2 separate regions of the Homo sapiens genome follow, and region 1 is linked to region 2. A link is a contact called in ENCODE Hi-C or POLR2A ChIA-PET data. All regions are on one chromosome and are shown on one strand. Each heading gives the region's core, a stretch centred on a gene start or an enhancer-like site at or near the end of the contact. The rest is flanking DNA. Distances are from core to core; before and after follow the strand shown. Region 1 has its middle 26 kb from the start of CCN1. Region 2 overlaps ZNHIT6 (zinc finger HIT-type containing 6).

Region 1 (2,700 bases), core at 12-2,511, 50 kb after region 2:
ACCAGCTCTGAGGCAAGGTGCGGTGTGAGCAGGGAGAGGGTAGGCTAGATGTCTCCTAGCATTTTCAATCCTCTAAACTGAGCTACAGTCAGAAAGGAGGAAAACAGAGCATCTGATCTGTCTGTGGCCTGCCTCACTGAGAATTTCATTGCCTGCACGGCAGCAGGAGAAATAAGGTGAATAACACCAATTTGAAACCCCATGCTTGGCTATGTGTATGCCCATCCCGTACTCCAAATATCTCTCCTGCATCCCCTTTGTTAATTCCCTGGACATTTTTATAACTGTTTCCAACCGGAAGAAGTGCATGAATTGATACTTTGGCATCAGGCTAGATGTGCCACTCGGGTTTCTTCTCTCCCAAGCTGCCCCTCCTGCTGTGTGTGTGTGATGTCTAAAGGCCTCCCCATCTGGACACTCACCCACGGCATTGGACATTTTCCTTTCAGGTTTATCCCACGCAGTCCTATTCCAGGAATGCCTCCTCTTCCCCACACCACTTAGTGTGTAGACAACTCACTCTGCCAACAATAAGCAATAGTATGAACAATAAACTAGTATTTATTGAGCACTTATTATGTGTCAGGCTGTATTCTAACTACTTTATGTGGATTAACTCACTCCCCATCCAGTTCTCTGAAGAAGGTGTGGTTATTGTCTCTGTTTACAGTTGAGGAAACTGAGGCACAGAGTGGATGCTTTCATGGCATTTCTCTTCTGCCAGTGATCTCCACTCTGTGAGCGAGCCAGCCAGTCTCTGCGTTTAGCCAGCGCCTGCCACAGGGGTCTGGCTCTTAGTGAATGATTGCTCCTGGATCTCCCAAACTCTTCATATACTTTCACATCCTGAGCAAAAAAATGCTTCCCAAGATTCCTCCTGCCAGCTCCATCTGTGAAACTTGTGGGCCGGTATTTGAATAAGAATGACTAAAGGGGGAAGAGGTTTTATGAACTTCAGACTGTGAACTCAAGGAAGAGAGTGAGTCAGGCCTCCACATTCCTGAAATACTTTCAGGAGGCTCAGTGACCTCAGACAATAAGAACCTGAGGCAGAATGTCCTTGGGAGGCCCCCCACCAGGAAGAACGTGAGGGCAGATGCTCTGCTGTGCTGCCTTCTGTGGTTCCATGCGCAGTGTGTGGGTTGAAGGAAACCACTAGCCAGAGGCCCAGGCCTACCGAGAGCGCTGCCTTGGTTTTGCCCAGGCTGACTCCTCTCCCTGGAATGCTTGACCCCAAATGCTTGTGAGCTTGTCATCCCAGACTCAGCTCATGTGTCACCTCCTCTGTCTGCTACAGGTAGAAGAGGCTTTGTGGTTGGGACACCACAGGGAATTGCGCTTGCTTCTCTCACTCCTAAACGCCCTAGAAAAACATTGCTTTCAACATGTGTGCCCAATACATTCTTCATACCTACTGAGGTTGGCAACAGCTCCAAGGTTGAGGAGTGAGCCCTGTGCCGGGGGTGTCAGATGTGGGTGCTAGTTCCATCTCAGGCCTGGGCCTTGTAACCTCCCACACCTCAAACTCTTCCTGATTAAAATGATATGTTTTGATCTACCTCTCCTACAGATGGTGACCTTCTGAGGTACAGAGACTTTTAACCCAGGCGCTATTTTCAGAGCGGAGCAGGCACATAGCTATTCAATAAGTTTAAATAATTACAAATCTTTCTCCCCAGCTTCTATCTCCGTCCATCTCTTTCCTCACCAAGCTTAAACCCATGATTGGTATGAGGTGCAACCATCCACAAAGGGAAAGTATCATCCGCTAATTTTTTTTAAAGGTGCTTTCTTGTGTTTCTCATGTGTGCGTGCGTATGTGCATACATGCATGACTGTGTGTGTGTGTGTGTGTGTGTGTGAACAGAGCAAACGAGAGGCTGCACTAGGCTGAGCTCACCACAGGGGTGAATTGTAAAGAATGAGTCTCACCCAAGATGAAAATGTTACCTCAGGAATTCTTCCATGATCTTTGAGCAGGGAAGGAGTGAAAGGGTATAGCTGGGGCCCATCCTATGGACTGAAAAGCTGAGGGAGCACATTCAGTCAAGCACATCCTCCAATAGCTGCACCACTTTCCAACAGAAACAAGGGAAGGGTGGCAGAAGAAGTAGAACTAACTAGGCTGTGGGTTACTGCCCTAAAGGCCAAGATGTAAAGCCATAGAGAAAAGTGCTTTCAATTGTAGGCTCGTGAAAGCTACTGAGATTGGTGACTGCACCAGTGCCAAGGAAAAAGCCCTGCCTGGGGGTGGCAGGTGTGGGTTCTAGTGCCATCTAGTGCCATGCCATCTCTGGTGCTAAGGAAGTTGGTGGGCTTGGCCGTGTCGTATAACCTCCCGTGTCACTTCATGTGGATAGTGAAGATATTGGGTTGATGACGGGTTTAACTGAGGTTTTGTCACTCCTGCTCACCTCCCCTGCTCTCCTGTGTCATCCACACAAATGTTGTTTCTGCATTGGCCAATCTGGGACTCGTCCTTGCCTCCACTTTCACCCTCCAAGAGAGGAAGGAGGGAATGTGGGTAAATGCAGGTGCACACGGCACACATTCCATCAGGCAAATGGGAGTTGAGTGACATAAAGAGTTGGAAGTCCACTTTCAGGCTGGACAGGGAGGTCCTCTTCCTCCATCCCGTCTTTACCTCTATTCTTGCCCACCAGCCCAATCCCTGCAGCCCTGCCCAGGGCTGGTCTTTCC
Region 2 (2,700 bases), core at 24-2,523:
TGGGAGGCTGAGGCAGGAGAATCGCTTGAGCCTGGGAGATGGAGGTTGCAGTGAGCCGAGATTGTGCCACTGCACTCCAGCCTGGGCAACAAAGCGAGACTCCATATCAAAAAAAGAAAAAGAAAATTAGTAACTTGTTTTAGAGCTTTCCTAATGTCAGAATATTTGATTTTTTTTTATTTAGTTTTAGAACCTCTATAATAATAGCTCTTGTACCTGCCTTTCTTAGAAGGTATTAAACTTACTATGCTATAAGGAAGTAACTACTGAATTGTCATCACCTTTAAAAAATTTTTAATGTAAAATACTCTCATATATTTATCTATTAGTAATTTTGAATATTAAGAGTGTTTCCTGGTTTTTTGTTTTTTTTTATTAATAAGATATTATGAACTAGATCCTTATAAAAGTCTCCTAGACAATTTGAGGAACAAAGTGATCATTGAGTATCCAACATTACATGTGGTATTGAAAGGATCCAATAATGACATGAAAGTTCTTCACCAAGGTAAGTGTAAATTTGTTTCTGTAATGCTTAGAATAGCTTTAGAGAAACCAAAGCAAAATATGTCCACCCTTATTTCTTTATATGTGTTTTCCCACTATATTTACACACTTACAGGATCTACTGTATAGCTAGTTAATGTGAAGAACCAGGTAAATGCAATGCTGCTACTCTTCTGTTTCTAAGAGCGTATAATCTTATAAAACCAATTTTAAGTGAATAAATCAAATTGAATGGCTATAAAAGGACTTTTTTTTAGCATGGGGTTCTATGTATTTTTTTGTCTTTTTTTAAGCTAATAGTCTTTAAGTAACTGTCCATGATCACGTACATTTACTCCATAGTTAAGACTTTAGACATTTCTAAAATGAGGGATTACAAAACATTTTTAGTTGACAATGAAAATGTTGAATGGTTAAAAAAAAAAAAAAAAAGCCTAGTATCCTACCTTATAGAAGGAGAAAATGTTGCAAGGAACATTATATTTAAAAATTTGGCAGCATTTAGAATAAGTTAATGCCATTGCCTTTACCCTTTATCTCCTTTTCTAAACCCACTGGTTTTATTTTCTCTGATTTTGTTTCTCTGATTTTGTGATATAGGGAAGTACTAGAACTGGAAAAAATGTACATAAAAGTTTAGTACATAAAATGACTCATCTATATTTGTAACTACTGATTAAAGTAAACTAACTGTGCTTCTGAATGCAAGATTTTAGAGGATGAGTAAAATTTAGTCACTACCTTTAAGAAGTGAGGAAGATTACCCACCTTAATCCAAAACTATTACATAGCACTTTCAACGAAAAGAATTACAGATACAGGCCAGGTTTTGTTGTAACAAACTCCAGAGGAGCATAGAATCTTTGTCTTGGATTGATACTATTTTTTAAGTAGTATTTGAAATGGGTAGTTTAAGTTTTATTGTTATACCAGCATTACAGGCTGTAAGATGCAGTAACCTATATTGTAAGGTATTCTCTGTTGTGCGTAGTGTTTTTTCTTTGCAAAAATTAATAGAAAAAAATTGTTTTCCAAAGTGGCCAAAATTGTATCAGTGCTACAACTTGAAACCAGATTTTAGTTAGCAAACATGATGTTTCTAATAATAAATTATGGGCCTCTAAATCTTATTTTTATTCTTGACATTAATATTTTTCACAATTTGAGAATTTTTTTCTCAGAATAAATTAGGAATTTTAGTTTTAAATGGCCAGTTTCACTTTGTTTAAGCTTTGTATTATGTTGCTTTTTTCTTAATAAATTCACAGTGCTCTCTCAAATGTTGGTTTTGGGAAAAGTTGTTTAGTAATGTAGGTTAGTAGCTAGGGCAAACATCTTCTGTATAAATAAACAGCACACACAGCTCTCCTTTCACCTTGTTTAGGAATGTACATTCAAGTAAGGCTTCCTGTAATGAAGCAATAAGAAAAGACTACTTTACTAGCGTACTGGGAGCCTTATTGAGTAAAATTTGCTATTTTTCTGGTGGATATATGATGTTTGACTTATTTACAGGAACACAAATGACTCATGCTTTTAGTACAGAGGATTATTTAGAACTGTGTTAGCAAAGAACTAAAAGTATCTGACAGGATTTTAAAACCATACCAGTTTTGTCACATCGTAAGTACACACACCTTAAAAGTAATGCCCAGGTCTTCCTGTACATGCATTTCTTTCTGTAAGTACTTCAAGGTGTCTGTTTCTTTATACATTCTCACAGCATCAGATATTTTGCAGGGTGATACCTTGATGAGGGAAGGGGATTATGTAAGAAGAGGGCATTTTCTTTGGAAAGCCTTGAAATTCCTTCCCTCTCTGGAGGTAAAAAAGTTGGATTTTGATCCTGAGTTTATAGTACAAGTTGTCTCTTTCCTAATTTGGGGGTACATGTGTTTCTGGTCTGGGATTCAGTAGTTCCCACACCTGATGGTTGTTCTAATATTTGTTATGATTGTAGATTGCCATAATTATTTGAGTCTGCCTATATTAATCAGCAGTAGCCAAGATTTTGTTTGTTTGTTGCTTTTCAGTAATGGAAAAGGTTAACTGGAAAAGATAGAGCTATTTAGATACTCCACTAGATTGGAGATGCTAAGTGCTGATTACCTACCTTATATCAGTCCAGTGGGAAGTGCTCAGAATGGTGTAACTTGCTTCACAGGCTGTTATTAGACTAGCAGATTTAGATGA

What was found. A loop is a pair of places that touch in the nucleus more often than their neighbours do. ChIA-PET counts read pairs that join two places held with the same protein, here RNA polymerase II (POLR2A). Pooled maps may share reads with other maps.
Region 1: a loop to region 2 is called in a map of PC-3, with 4 times the contacts of the local background. The contact joins two enhancer-like sites. A Hi-C loop is called at or near these places in 5 of 168 maps with a recorded cell type or tissue (HepG2, PC-3, PC-9 and 2 more) and 4 of 50 pooled maps. POLR2A ChIA-PET finds 5 or more read pairs at or near these places in 7 of 52 experiments (AG04450, BJ, H1 and 4 more).

What each region holds. Positions count from the first base shown.
Region 1 is chr1:85,605,797-85,608,496 of GRCh38, reverse strand. No RefSeq gene overlaps it. Among named protein-coding and RNA genes, the nearest start is that of CCN1, 26 kb to the right of the region's middle. RefSeq lists enhancers at 252-1,117, 325-1,524, 1,118-1,982. Within about 2 kb of position 1,261, at least 10 of the 41 ENCODE cell types and tissues checked have a DNase peak (open chromatin) inside an H3K27ac peak, as active enhancers do; they include PC-3 and Panc1, where a contact is called at or near this core.
Region 2 is chr1:85,655,655-85,658,354 of GRCh38, reverse strand. It overlaps ZNHIT6 (zinc finger HIT-type containing 6), which reads left to right. Exons shown (of 10, transcript NM_017953.4): 9 at 384-508. Among named protein-coding and RNA genes, the nearest start is that of ZNHIT6, 51 kb to the left of the region's middle. Within about 2 kb of position 1,273, at least 2 of the 41 ENCODE cell types and tissues checked have a DNase peak (open chromatin) inside an H3K27ac peak, as active enhancers do; they include PC-3 and Panc1, where a contact is called at or near this core.